Linked DNA regions of Homo sapiens: all the other regions are linked to region 1. The links are chromatin contacts, found by Hi-C or POLR2A ChIA-PET in ENCODE. All regions are on one chromosome and are shown on one strand. The core of a region is the stretch at or near the end of the contact, and the rest is flanking DNA. Distances in the headings are between cores, read along the strand shown. Region 1 holds the start of SKIL (SKI like proto-oncogene). Region 2 holds the start of FNDC3B (fibronectin type III domain containing 3B). Region 3 overlaps FNDC3B (fibronectin type III domain containing 3B). Region 4 overlaps PLD1 (phospholipase D1). Region 5 overlaps FNDC3B (fibronectin type III domain containing 3B).

Region 1 (2,700 bases), core at 142-2,641:
ACCGGGGCTTTCTCAGCTATGCCATTTTAAGGGAGGGAAAAAAATCCATTACTTCATCTCCTATTTAAAAACAAAACAACAGTTTCATCCAAAAAAATCAGATAGGAGTTAACATATCTACCATATGTAACTAAGTTACAATTTTAAGTGGATTAATTCAGCTAGTCCGTGTACACTATTTTTCTGGAATGACTGCAGGCAAAAATTAACTTTCTCTTAAAAAAAGGTTAGCGATTTTACTTAATGGAAGCCAAAAGCTATAGACTCCACGCCTGGGAATCTCCATCCTTCAACAAGACTAATCCGGGACAAAAAGCACAAGGCAGACAAACCTCACAAAGAATGCAAATGGAGGAAGAGGGAAAAAGAAAAGACTCTTTTTCCACTTCCTTCTTGAGAGAAAAGCCAAAAGAAATCCAATAAATAGAAATTTTTGCTTCCCAAACTCTCAGCACTTTACCTTAAAACAGACCCAAAGGATTAAGGACCAATGCCACCAACCATCGTACAGACTTTCGTCCACCACAGGAACACACCTTACTCAACACAGGCCAAGGAAGAGAGCAAGAGGCATGACCTAGAATGGGGGAGCCCCTAAAACCCTGAAGTCCTCCGCCCACTCAAAGCCACCCACCTATCTCTAACCCGGAGAGAGGGAGAACAAGGGACACGGGAAGCCTGGGGGTGGGTGTGCAAGGGGGTGGAGGGAAGTAAAGGGAGGAGTCCCCCCACCCCCACCGGCGAGCCTGGGATAACCCCAAGTGCCCTCCCAACACCGCCCCCCCGCGGGGGCCGCGGGAAGGACTGTGGAAATCCACCCCCCCGCGCACCCTCTCCCTGGGAAGTTCTCGGGTGTCACCTCAGCGCCCCTAATGCTGCACCTCCCCGCGCCAGCCCCGGGCCAGAACGAAGAGGACACCAGGGCAGTTTAGGCGCCGGGCGCGGATCCCTGCGCCGCCGGGGGCTGACGGACCGGGTCGAGACCAGGGCATCCCCGCGGAGCGCTGCTGGACTGGGGGAGGGGGGCGGTGACGGGCGTCCGGGTCTCCGGGGTCCCCGCGGCTCCCGTCAACTACAGCGCCCTGCCCTGCCGGCGCCCACCGCCTGGGGCCAACGAAGCGTGATCAGCCGTGGAACACCCGCCTAGCGACCCCCTCTGGCCCCGACCCCACCCGGGACCCGCGCATCCAAACCCCCTACTCGGGCCTCGGTGCCCGGGTAAGCTCGACGAGCTTTGTGAATTCCCCACCGCCCCTGTCGCCGCCGTCGGGCTCCTAGGAGGGTGAGCGCCTCTGGCCTCCCGCCGCCTCCGCCGCGTCGCCGCCGTAAGCCGGAGCCGCACCTGTGCCCGCCGCCGCCGCCGTCGCCGCTCGCCCGCTCCCTTCGGCTGTGCCGGCGCGGCTCCGAACCCCACACACATCGCTACACACAGCCCTCTGACGTCACCGAGTCCTCGGCCCGCCCACGTCACTGCGGAGACACACAGCTTCCCGCAGACGCCGCCGCCGTCTCCGGCCGCCCGGGGGAGAGCGAGGGCGGCGGGGAGGGGGAGGGGAAGGGAACGGAGCCAGCGGCGGCGCCGCGCGCGCGGGCCCGCCGGCGTCGTCGCCGCCGCCGCCACTTCGCGGCTCCCGGCCCCCTCGTGGACGCGCGTGCCGTCTGGCCTATTGTGGCTCCTCAGAGCGCCCCCCTGGCCCCGTCGTCTCGCGCGCGTGCCCCTCCCCCCAGGCGCGCGCCCGGCGCTTCTGGCCCCGCGCGCCGTCTGGGAAGCTGGCGCGCGGCGCTGTCTGCGGTGCACCCGGCGCAGACAGGATGTTCCCTCCCCACCCCACCCTCACCGCCGCCCTCCCTCCTTCCTTCCTCTAGTCGCCCAGCCGGCTGTCTGGGGCCACCGCCCCGCCCCCGCCCCACCCGCCGCTCTGTGGTGATGGGCCAGACGCGGGGGCGCCCTGGCCGCTCGGACGCCGCGCAGCGGGGAAGAGGGGGCAGGGCAGCCGCGCGGTGCACTGTGCGCGACCCCAGCAGCCGGCAGGGCGGAGGCAGTGCCCGCCCGGCAGAGTGCCGCCGCCCGAGGTCAGGCACGGGCGACCCTCCCCCTGCGGGGCCGCAGCTGGGCCGCCCCGCCCCGGAGGCAGCCGGGCGGCGGCCGCCCTGCAGGGCCCCCGGGGCCGGCTCTGCTCCCCGCCCCCGCGGGACCTCCCTCCTGGGCTGCCCCTCGCCCCCGCGGGGCCTCCTGCCCGAGGGCCGCCCAGCCAGCTGCCGGCGCTCCGCCCCGCCCCGGCGGCCCCGGCCTCGCCCGGGCGGCCTCCACCCAGACGCCTTCCCCTGGCTGACCTCCATCCGCCATCGGGCCGGGCGGGAGGGGTGGCCAAAGTTCCGGCAAAACCGAGAGCAAACATTTCTGTCCCTACTCCCCAGCCTCCTGCCTCCACCCCACCAGGCTGCTCTCTCGGTTCCAGAAGGGAGCTATAAATTAAAGGTTTTTACAGTGTTTACTGAGGGTGTTTTTTTGTGTGTGTGTTTTTTTGGAGAGGGACGAGACGAGGTAGGGAAGATAGGACTCAAGAGCTTTCCGGCTGTGACCCTCTGAGGCGTGTAGGGTGGTCTTCCTGGTTCCCAGGGTAGCCGATTAGCATATTGAACTCTGCAGAGCTGCTCCGTCACATTTCGAAACACCAAGAAATCCCCTTTTCTCCACCC
Region 2 (2,700 bases), core at 114-2,613, 1.7 Mb before region 1:
CAACTCCGACCGCGCACTCCTGGAAGCCTCCCCGCCAAAGGCGCCGCCGGGCGGCGCAGCCCAGTCTCCCGAGACGGCGGGCCCGGGTCCTCCGGTTCCCACGGGACGCCGGGACCCGGACCTCTGGGAAAGTTCGCGGGCACAGCCCGAGGCCCCACTTTCTGCCGAGAGTGACAGGCCCTTCCCACGCCTGCCGGCCCCAGCCCAGCCGCGGGCACCAGACGGTCCGCGCGGCCCCTCCTGGCCGCCTCGGGGCGCAGATTCCGCCCGCCCGCCCTATCCCCGGCCGAGGCGCCCCTCGGGGTGACCGACTGACCGGAGCTCCGCTGGCCCACACACCGGGTCGCCCGCTCCTTCCCGCCGCGCCCCGCTCCCCCGCCCGAGCTTCCAGCCGCCGGCTCGCCAAGTCCGGCCGCGGCCGCCGGTTACCGCCCCCAGCCCGGGGGGAGCCCGGGGGGCAGGACGGGGAGGAGGACGTGGCGTGCTCGGAGGTGGCCAGCAGCGGGGCGGGGAGTGTCCCGGAGAGGCCCAGCCGGGGACGGGGGGGCCAGGCCGGCGCGGGCTCGGGACCCTCCCCGCGAGCATCCCCGGGTTCGAGGCCCCCGACCGCCCCCGCCGGCGCGGAGAGGCGGCCCCAACTTCCAGCCCCACTTCGCACTCCCGCCCTCTTCCCTCCACCATATGGAAATCTACAGCCTCAGAAAGTGACACGTCGAAGATTCCTCGGCCTCGCCGCCCGCCCTCCCCCTCCTGGGCAGCGTTCCTGCCGCGGAGATTCCGGGAGGGGGAGCGGATTCCTCGGACAAAATCTGCTGGGAAGGCTGGGGGTGGGGGGAGGCCGCGAGCCACTGCCCAATTTTTTTTAAGAGGAATCTACCCGTTTCTTTCACTCCTCCAAACCCTGAGGCAGGGGGCACAGGCGGGGGACCCCAGCCCAGCAAGGCGGGGGCCGCCCCCTCCCGGGTCCCGTGTTCCCGGGGTGCCCAGGCGAGCACGGGGCGCCCCAGCACTCCGGCGCCAAGTTTTTGCCGGGAAGCCCAGGGCGCTCCCGGGACAGGGACGCACTTTGGCGGACTCGGCGTCAGGCCGGGGCTTTCCAGTGCACCGGGACCCGGCGATCGCGCTCGGGGTCCCGGTCTCCTCTAGTCCCCGGCTCTTGCACGCCTTACCTTCCCTAGGGCTGAAACGCGGGGCTCTGGGCGCGCCACACACCGGGTCGCCCACGCCTTCCCAGCCGGCAGCCTGGAGGATCCCTGCCGCCCCCTTCGCTGCTCCCGCCGCCGCCGCTCTCCTCCTCCAGCCGCCGCCGCCGCCGCTCAAATAACTACCAGGAGGGTTTGATGGGGGATTCCGCCATGTCAATGATGTCGGGACCACATGGGGATTTGGGGCCCGCCCATTACCGTAAACCGCCGAATATACCGGCCGCCACAATCGCAGACTCGCAGAAGCTGTTGTCCCCCGGCCCTGCCTAGCTAAGCAGAAACTCCTTTTGGTTCAGCCAGACTAAAGAAACCTGAGGCTTAGGGAACTAACAACTCCTGAATGGCGAGGGCTGCGCGTTCTGCAGATCGCCAAAGTAATATAAAGGCAATGTTTACTCAGTGATAATTAAGCCTAAAACTGACTTTTTTTCATTTACACATATATTTCGCTTTTTGTTGTTGTTAACCCCCACAGCAACCTTGTGAGCTATATTACTCCCACATTTCCCACAGCATTTTATTCATACAACTAACATAGTATGAGCAATTTTTATTATACTTAAGTTAAAATCTCTCTTTCCTCTTTCTTTTTGTTTTTTGTTTTTTGTTGTTGTTGTTGTTTGTTTTGGGGACTGCAGGCACGGGGCAGGCATGAGCCACCGCACCCTTTTTTTTTTTTTTTTTTTTTCCTTTTTTGGAAGAGAGGGGGTCTCAATAGGTTGCCCAGGCTGGTCTGGAACTCTGTCGCTCAAGTGATTCTCCCGCCTTGGCCTCCCAAAGTGTTGAGATTACAGGCGTGAGCCAACTCACCCAGCCTTATTTCACAATGCGTTTCTCAGGGACAAAGACTGTTTCTTACTTTTATCTTTATATCCGTAAAATATAGCACAGTGCAAGGACCACAATAGGACTCATTAAATAACTGTTGAGTTCATATTAAGTCAAATGTAATGTATTTCTGTTGTACAGGCTCTAAGAGGTTAACAGACTGCATCCCATGCCACCCCTCAGATTATTCAGGAGACAAGAGAGCAAAAGTTAGCCTAGAGAAGCCCCTTCCATCCATAGCTGTCCAGGTATTCTGAATAGCTACATTCAGCCTCAACTATTAAGCTACAAAGGAGCATTCAGGGAGTCACTAGAGACAATGTATTACTTTTGTTAACCTAAAAAATAATAATAGCAGTACATAATACTCTGTTAAAGTCTAAAGAACACTAAGAAATAGCTCCTTCCTTCCCTTGTTCATTTGCCATTCTTTTGGGGAGATTTTAGCCTTTTTTTTTTTTTTTTGGAGGCAATGGTGAGTCCAGAGAAATGGGGACCTCTCTCCTAAATGGCTTATTTACTGTGGAGCTCCTCAAAGGGGAACTTGAAGCCATCTTTCTATAACATAACTCCAATTCTAGGTCATAGTCCTGCATGAGAAGCCGGGGCGGGGGGTAGGCAGTAGTTCCTTAGTGCCAATAGGGTACAATCCAATAGATCCCATTTG
Region 3 (2,700 bases), core at 152-2,651, 1.8 Mb before region 1:
GAACCATGACCCAATTAAACCTCTTTTCCTTATAAGCTACACAGTCTCAAGTATTTCTTTACATCAATGCAAACACTGACAAGCACGAATGAGCCTCATTTACTATTTATTTATTTATTTATTTATTTATTTATTTATTTATTTATTTTGAGATGGAGGCTCACTCTGTCACCAGACTGGAGTGCAGTGGCACGATCTCGGCTCACTGCAACCTTCACCTCCCAGGTTCAAGCGATTCTCCTCCCTCAGCCTCCAGAGTAGCTGGGACTACAGGTGTGTGCCACCACGCCCAGCTAATTTTTGTATTTTTAGTTGAGACAAGGTTTCACCATGTTGGCCAGGATGGTCTCAATCTCTTGACCTCATGATCCGCCCGCCTCGGCCTCCCAAAGTGCTGGGATTATAGGCATGAGCCACCGCCCCAACCCTCATTTACTAAAGCATAATTTGTTCCTGGGTCTGACACAGAGTTTACCGAGAATTTATTACTATACATAAACGCTATAATTTCCAACAGCAAGAAAACATAAAATATTAATAAAATTAACGAGTAACCTAAAATATTTGTTAATAACACAAAAATAAATACAAAGTTTGGGAAAAAGTTGATGTATCTTTAAGGATTAAATAGCCTAACATTTTCTAAGGTATTCCCATCCTATTCTCCCCCAAAATAAAGTTATTAAAAGCATGAATATAATGATTCCCTCATGCATTTTTACAGGTAAGAGAAGCTAATCCATATATTGGACTTTTTCAGAATTACTGTTTTTGGAAACACACTCATGCCTGTATTCATTATCTTAAATTGAGGAACTAAGAGTGAAAATAACTAAATTTAACTACCTTTTCAGAACAACAAAAATAAATAACTTCTCTAAATTACCTAAGAGAATTTTTCCATCATTTTATCTTCAGCAGTACTATCACTGTCTGAATGTTTGTGTCCCCTACCCCAGCGCAAATTCATACATTGAAATTCTAACCCCAAAGGTGATGGTATTAGAAGGGGTGGTACTAGAAGGGGTGACTGGATCATGAGGGACACTAATCCCCATTCATGAGGGATTAGTGTCCTTATAAAGGAGGCCCAAGAAGACCCCTAGGCCTTTCAGCCACGTGAGGACACAGAGAGAAACTGCCATCTATGAACCAGAAAGCAGGCCTTCCTCAAACACCAAAGAAGCTAGTATCTTGATCTTGGATTTCCCAGCCTCCAGAACTGTAGGAAATAGATTTCCGTTGTTAATAAGCCACCCGGTCTCTGGTATTTTTGTTATAGCAGCCCAGACAGACTAAGACAAGTATCAGGAAATGACTTTCCTTCAGTCTGAATGCCTCCTGCATGCAGGATAGGCTCTGGGATACAAAGATGACTAAGCTTTGACCCTTGCCCTTGAAGAACTTAATCCAGTCTTCCTTAAAGACACTTGTAACATGAACTTTTCTATTTCAGGTTGGAAGTGCAAGAACAAGAGTAAAAAATACAGAAAGAATAAAGCAGGAACTGAAAGACTACAAGCTGTGAAATAGCCTGTGGCCAACCACTGAGGTAATGCGACACTGCTCGCTTTTCTGAATTATCTGACATGCAAAGATCTGTGACATTTAAAGAACTCTAAGCAGTGGTACCTTCAGAGATGACATTTTAATCATTGTTTAACAAGCCTAAAGGGCAGAAGGGTTGAGGAGTTAAACTGCGATTGCATAACTTTTAAACATGTTATTTTGAAGTGTTAGAATTTAAACGTGAAGACATCTAAAAAATCCTAATAACTCCAGTTCGCATAGGCTTTCTGAAATGCTTTAAAAATGATTAGCTAACAAAAAATGAAGGGGGGGTCAATGCCCACCCATAATAAAGAGCGAAAGCTTAGTAATCACTCCTATTTATTGGGCCCCTACTATGACTCAGAAATTGTTCTTAGTGCTCTGTACACAATAACTCATTTAATCACAGCAATCCTTCCAGAGAGAAATTACTATTCCAGCTCTACAGATAAGGAAACTGAGGTGTAGAGAAGTTAAGGAACTAATTTTACAATATACATCTAATGTGCAGGGGATTTTTGAGCCAGGCAATCTCACTCCAAAATCTATAATGATCTTCCCAATATATAGCCCTGACTGCTTCTTGGTACTGCCTAAGAAACAGAATGCACTAAATAAAAATTTTAACAAGTATGGAAACAAGTTTTTTTTTTTTGAGACGCAGTCTCACTCTGTCTCCCAGGCTGGAGTGCAATGGCACGATCTCAGCTCACTGCAACCTCCATCTCCCAGGTTCAAGTGATCCTCCTGTCTCAAGCCTCCTGAGTAGCTGGGATTACAGGTGCCAACCACCAAGCCCAGCTAATTTTTGTATTTTGGTATTTAGGGGGAAATAGAGATGGGGTTTCACCATGTTGGCCAGGCTGGACTTAAACTCCTGACCTCAGGTGATCTGCCCCACCTTGGCCTCCCAAAGTGTCGGGATTACAGGCGTGAGCCACTATGCCCAGCCAGAAGTATGGAATTCAATGAAAATGTAAAAGGAGGCACATTAGAAAAACTGCTTTGTTGGATAAAATAAGAGGATACAGCCTTCTCTGAATATAGCTGCTCAGGCGTGGTGCAAGAGTGAACGGCTGTTATTCAAAAGAAAACCAACAACTAAAAATCTACAACAAAATTTACTTTAAATTCATGGAACACTGGACC
Region 4 (2,700 bases), core at 134-2,633, 1.4 Mb before region 1:
CCAGAATACCACTGGAGTTATAATTTTAGAAGATTACCTTGGTAGCAATCTGTAGAAATGTTTTGTAGGGGAGCTACAGTAGGGATCAAAAGTGGAGACAGATTACGAAATGTCTTCAGACCCTGCCAGCATGAGGGTTCAAATGATGTCTAGTCAGTGGAGATCACGCAAATTTCACTGGTTTGTGTTCCCACGTGGATCCGTAGGACCTTCAATGCAAGTCTCCTTCAGGTATTCCTGGTGGTATCTTGGCATTGTCTCACATGTGTTTTGAGAGCCCCACTTCCTTGGGGAGTCTTCCGCTTTGGCTTCCTTGTTGATGACCGTGGGCCAAAGGGCTTTGTGTGTGAGGCTCCACCTCAGCCATAGCTGGTGTCCTCCTGAAGAGGATTTATGCCAAAAGGAGTCACATGCCAGGACTTGTTTTTTTCAAGTTTGCAAATCTGGGGGGAGGGTGGGGCTCTAGAAAGATGCTGGAACCTGGTATGTGCCCTGCAGAAATGTCCTTGACTCCTTTTGTCACCAGGAGCCTAAATTTACTGTGTTTCTCTGTGACTCACAGAGGCAGGGGGAAAGACAATCCTCTCCACTTCTTCCTGCAGCTACTTGCTCCATCAGCCTCAGCCAGTCTGGGGCTGGGCAGGGAAACAGGCCCTCTTCCTTCTCCTGGTTTGTCCCCTGGTTTGCTCAGCGAGACCTTCGTGTCTGAGGGCCCCCTTCTCACCTTGCAGATCAGCTGGTGTGGTACTGAATGCCTGATGGATGGCCAGGGGCCCCTGATCCATCTGCATTCCCAGAATATAAGAATCTCATTTGGGGCCACCCAGCCCCCACTACTCTTAGTATATGAAATAAGGTGGAATAGATAAGAGGATGGAACTGGCCCCTGGGTGCATGATGGGGCCAATAACGGAGGTACAGGGTGCATATGTGGCTGGGCTGTGAGACAGGGAAAGAGGATGGAATTGAGATGCAAGGTAGAAAAGCATGACTATGTTCAGTTTGGGACTTGATGAAATAGATACTGGTAGGACAGTTCACTAGGCACTGGGCCTTCAGGAGAAAGAGAAGAAAGGAATGGTGGCATTGGGAGTAGTAAAGCTGTGGGTATGAATGAGTATCTATGAGACTCACCTCCCTGTGAGGACATAGAATGAGGAGACACAGTCTACAGGTAGACTAGGTCGAGTTCAGAAGCCTGAAGAACACCAGTGTTTAAGGGATGGTGTTGGGAAAGGGAGCCAGGCCAGCCAGAGAGGAATGTTCCGGAACTCTGAAAGGAAGGAAATGGCAGGAACAAAGGAGCTGGGGCACAACAGTGGTGACTCACACTGGGAACACTTCGGCCCATTGTGTTTATGCTTATAGTTTCCCAAGTTTATCTTTTCAGGGTTATGATTACGTTAACCTCACCTCCCTCCCTCCCTCTAAAACAAAACAAAAAAAAAGGAGTGAAAGACTCTTCAGTATTATGAATGGCCCCAGGTGAGGAAGACATCTGACACGTTTATATCATGTCAATACTTCGATCCAGCCTTTTACAGTCAGTGTGAGGAGAAAACACATTTACTTGAAGCTAAAGGAATAGGAAGTGTCAGCTTTTTCCTGTTTGATGTTTCTTGTTGTGTTTTCCATATTAATCACTTCATTTTCCCCTTGGTCACAGGCCTGATATTTTTTTCCCTACACATGTCAGCTGCCTAGTGTGTCAGGCAGTTTTTCACCGTGATATAGAGACACAATAGAGCTGGAGCTGGCAAGGTGACTGCCAGAAATGTGTGTCACTCTTGATGGTTATGTTCACGAGCATCCAGAAAGCCCAGTGCTCCTGAACTGAATTATAGGCTTTGAAATGACCATGTGGTTTGCATTCGGCAAAAAAATATACCCCAGACATGTGCAAGGGTTGTTGGTTTGGGGAAAATTAGATGACTCCAACATGAAAAGACAGAGCCTATCTAAAGAGATAGGCTAGTGTGAGGTTTTTTTACAGCACAAATCTGTTGAATAAGTGGATTTGGATGTAACCACAGGCTTGCCATATGAAATTCTATTCCATGGGAATTAAAGTTTGTGGCTTTGTGAAGGCATTTGTTGCAGACTATGAAAAGTTCTCATATTCTTTTGCCAAAACACAGAAACATGGAGAAATACGAAAAAGCTTTTACTGTGGCTGTCTCCTCTAATCCTCTTAAACACTTAATGTGTCCTATGTACATAGCAGTGAAATTAAATACAGCTATTCCTGATAACGTAGCAACTTAGATGTAAAAGTCTACTGCTAAGGGAATAGGAAGACTAAAGAAAACAATTCTTATATCAGTTAGGAATTGTGTTTCACTACAAGTATCAGAGCCCCCAGGTAGTGGCTTTATTTCTCATGTATAAACAGTCCAGAAGTAGTCCGTTGGGAGCTGGCATGACGGCTCTAGAAGTCATCAGTCTCTAGAGCTCTCCAATCTGCCACCTCCAGGATGTGGCCCTTGTCTGAGATGGCTGCTGGGGCTCTCAACATCATATTTACATTACAGACAGAGAATAGAGGAAGAGGAGCATGCCAGCTTCCTTTGCAGGCCCTGTCTCATAATTCCAGTACTCCCAATTACATCTCATTGGCCAGAGCTTAGTAACATAGCCACACCTCACTGTGCATCTCTAAATTATCATAAATCTCATTTTTTGAAAAATTAACTCACAATC
Region 5 (2,700 bases), core at 201-2,700, 1.8 Mb before region 1:
GGACCGCTGTCAATGAGACATAGCAATCCAACCCCGCTAAATAGCACCCTTAAGCACAGGTGTCAAGTCCTAAGCAGGGCATTAACTCCAGGTTCTGCAAGTGTGGGATAAGGTAGATGGATCCCCCAGACCCAGGCCCACAAAGGCCTTACAGAAGTAGGATAGAAGAGTATGGGGACTGACACAGATGTGCAAAACCATCTCTTTTCATAAGGCATTTTACCCCCCAAATAAACCAAAGAAGTCCACTGGCACAAGGAGATCATTATATTTGCTTTTGAAAACTTCATAGACAACTTTAGGTGAGATGCCTGAATCTTTTTCTCTACTACGTGATGGACTTTCCACCTCATACAGTGTTCAGTGGTTACTAGAAATGACTGGGAAGGGATGGAGGAAGGGGAGACAGGGAGGCTGTATGTACAAACACTCCTGAGAAAGATCAAGTGGGAACATATGAACATCATACACTCCTAAGTTTCAATTCAACCACCCAACAGTCACACCGTTGATCATGGAGAAAACAGAAGAAATAATAAAAGTGAATAAAGGCCACTGTGAGCCCAGCAGTCTCACTTAGCCATAACCAGTATTGCTGATCTTTTCCCTCAGCCACCAGCTTGCTAGAATCCAAGGCCTTCGGCCGGGCGCGGGGCTCACGCCTGTAATCCCAGCACTTTGGGAGGCCGAGGCGGGCGGATCACGAGGTCAGGAGATCGAGACCATCCCGGCTAAAACGGTGAAACCCCGTCTCTACTAAAAATACAAAAAAATTAGCCGGGCGCAGTGGCGGGCGCCTGTAGTCCCAGCTACTTGGGAGGCTGAGGCAGGAGAATGGCGTGAACCCGGGAGGCGGAGCTTGCAGGGAGCCGAGATCCCACCACTGCACTCCAGCCTGGGTGACAGAGCAAGACTCCGTCTCAAAAAAAAAAAAAAAAAAAGAATCCAAGGCCTTCTTTGTAATCCCTAACAGTTTCACCAGAGATAAACCAGACTTCATCCTGACAAGAATATAAGGTAACAGATTCAGCTAGATGGGGCCTACATGCAGCCAACGATGTTTAAATCCCCATTTCTGTGCTCCATGCACACACAGAGAGTACTTTTATTTGCCTAGAATGCAAGAGACATACAAAGAAATGAATTATTTCGAGGCAAGGAACTGCCCAACTACTTAAAAGCCAACTGCCTGCCAAGCTGTCCCTTAAAATGATCATAAAATAGAAATGACTTAGTCTATGCTCCATAGAAAACAGACTAGAGAAAAGGCAAGGAGGAAAAGCATAAAAGCATGAAAACATAAAACTTAGCGTTCACAGTAGTATCTTTTTGGTTATTCCCCAGGCATGAAAAGGGAAACGTAGTGAGTGTTCCCAGTAGAAAGTCACAGATTCAGGTTGTGAAGTGGGGAAACCACATTGCAAAACCATCAACAGTTAAAGCAGGTTAAGTCAGGCCAGGAGGCCTGGGAAGGCTTGTCATGAGCAGTCATCACTCTATAGTCACAGCAACCCAAAAGTGAACCTCCTCTGTTTTAACCAGTAACTGAGACAAAACTACACGTGGACTTAACTCTCAACAGGGTGGCTCAACTCAGCTGTGAGGAGACCTCAGGAATACCTACCTGATGAAAGCCGACAAGGCTTTTCAATGGAATTAAAAGAGGAAGCAATGGATGTGGAAGGCTTTCATCCATACAGTTAACTTTAAGAACTAAAGCTTACTCTATTTGTTTGTAATGATTGCGAATGGAAATTACACATGTTCTTCATTAAAGAGCAGGCTGGCCACAGCTTTTTTCTTAGGGATTTCAGGACAGTTTATAAGAATACTGTATTCAGTCATAAGGTGATGGATGAGGATGTTACTGAAACATTTTGACCTTACATATACAGAGCTATTATCACCCCACCTCTACTTTTTTTTTTTCTTTTTTTTGAGACAGAGTCTCACTCTGTTGCCCAGGATGGAGTGCAGTGGCGTGATCTCAGCTCACCACAAACTCCGCCTCCTGGGTTCAAGCTATTCTCCTGCCTCAGCCTCCCGAGTAGCTGGGACTACAGGCACGTGCCACCATGCCCAACTATTTTTTGTATTTTTAGTAGAGACGGGGTTTCACTATGTTGACCAAGCTGGTCTCGAACTCCTGACCTTGTGATCCGCCCGCCTCGGCCTCCCAATAAGTTCTTATGCTTAATTTTAATGTTTTTTTTTCTTTCTCTTTTCTTCATTAACCACACTCCCTCCAGTCTCAGGGCCTTTTCCTAAATTTGCTGTCTTAAATTTTCTTTGGGCTGAGCGGCCAGATTGTCAGTTACATACACACACAGAGAGGAGTCCCTGAGTACAGTTTCAGAAGTTCCTCGTGCGCTTTGTGCAGTCTTCCTTTTCACCACCAGCTGATCATCAGCTGTGAAGGTAGCTGAGCAGGCCAGATGTGTGATCTCTGGATAACCGCACTGTAACTCATTTTCATCTTAGTCAAAAAGTCTCAGTAGAAACCACCCTGACTAACACTCATCTTCTTGGTCTGGGTTCCTTCTTTCCTAGACAGATGTGTATCTGAGCTGGCCAAATCTATCACAGGACTCAGGCATTTTGGTCAAGGCTGTACCACATCCACACTGTCCCCCAACACACCACGGAGATGTGATCATGAATCCATTCTTGAAATCAACTACCCTTTACAAATGAAGAAAT

The links. A loop is a pair of places that touch in the nucleus more often than their neighbours do. ChIA-PET counts read pairs that join two places held with the same protein, here RNA polymerase II (POLR2A). Pooled maps may share reads with other maps.
Region 2: a loop to region 1 is called in a map of CD8-positive, alpha-beta T cell, with 10 times the contacts of the local background. The contact joins the promoter of FNDC3B here to the promoter of SKIL in region 1. A Hi-C loop is called at or near these places in 3 of 168 maps with a recorded cell type or tissue (CD8-positive, alpha-beta T cell and naive thymus-derived CD4-positive, alpha-beta T cell), 1 of 37 single-sample maps with no recorded cell type and 12 of 50 pooled maps. POLR2A ChIA-PET finds 5 or more read pairs at or near these places in 1 of 52 experiments (CD4-positive, alpha-beta T cell).
Region 3: a loop to region 1 is called in a pooled map, with 5 times the contacts of the local background. The contact joins the enhancer-like site here to the promoter of SKIL in region 1. A Hi-C loop is called at or near these places in 3 of 37 single-sample maps with no recorded cell type and 4 of 50 pooled maps. POLR2A ChIA-PET finds 5 or more read pairs at or near these places in 1 of 52 experiments (CD4-positive, alpha-beta memory T cell).
Region 4: a loop to region 1 is called in a map with no recorded cell type, with 3 times the contacts of the local background. The contact joins the enhancer-like site here to the promoter of SKIL in region 1. A Hi-C loop is called at or near these places in 1 of 168 maps with a recorded cell type or tissue (GM12878), 2 of 37 single-sample maps with no recorded cell type and 7 of 50 pooled maps.
Region 5: a loop to region 1 is called in a map of naive thymus-derived CD4-positive, alpha-beta T cell, with 5 times the contacts of the local background. The contact joins the enhancer-like site here to the promoter of SKIL in region 1. A Hi-C loop is called at or near these places in 2 of 168 maps with a recorded cell type or tissue (both naive thymus-derived CD4-positive, alpha-beta T cell), 4 of 37 single-sample maps with no recorded cell type and 11 of 50 pooled maps. POLR2A ChIA-PET finds 5 or more read pairs at or near these places in 1 of 52 experiments (activated CD4-positive, alpha-beta T cell).

The regions. Positions count from the first base shown.
Region 1 is chr3:170,356,406-170,359,105 of GRCh38, reverse strand. SKIL (SKI like proto-oncogene) reads right to left here and starts at 1,391. Exons shown (of 7, transcript NM_005414.5): 1 at 1,343-1,391. RefSeq lists silencers at 809-878, 969-1,098, 1,149-1,378, 1,539-2,438.
Region 2 is chr3:172,038,241-172,040,940 of GRCh38, reverse strand. FNDC3B (fibronectin type III domain containing 3B) reads right to left here and starts at 1,363. Exons shown (of 26, transcript NM_022763.4): 1 at 1,170-1,363. RefSeq lists silencers at 11-380, 441-690, 871-970, 1,111-1,290 and enhancers at 209-875, 876-1,543.
Region 3 is chr3:172,141,357-172,144,056 of GRCh38, reverse strand. The region is part of intron 3 of FNDC3B (fibronectin type III domain containing 3B); the gene reads right to left. Among named protein-coding and RNA genes, the nearest start is that of FNDC3B, 100 kb to the right of the region's middle. RefSeq lists an enhancer at 1,481-1,530. Within about 2 kb of position 1,401, at least 11 of the 41 ENCODE cell types and tissues checked have a DNase peak (open chromatin) inside an H3K27ac peak, as active enhancers do.
Region 4 is chr3:171,790,519-171,793,218 of GRCh38, reverse strand. All of the region lies in intron 1 of PLD1 (phospholipase D1), which reads left to right. Among named protein-coding and RNA genes, the nearest start is that of PLD1, 19 kb to the left of the region's middle. Within about 2 kb of position 1,383, at least 6 of the 41 ENCODE cell types and tissues checked have a DNase peak (open chromatin) inside an H3K27ac peak, as active enhancers do.
Region 5 is chr3:172,107,406-172,110,105 of GRCh38, reverse strand. The region is part of intron 1 of FNDC3B (fibronectin type III domain containing 3B); the gene reads right to left. Among named protein-coding and RNA genes, the nearest start is that of FNDC3B, 69 kb to the right of the region's middle. Within about 2 kb of position 1,450, at least 4 of the 41 ENCODE cell types and tissues checked have a DNase peak (open chromatin) inside an H3K27ac peak, as active enhancers do.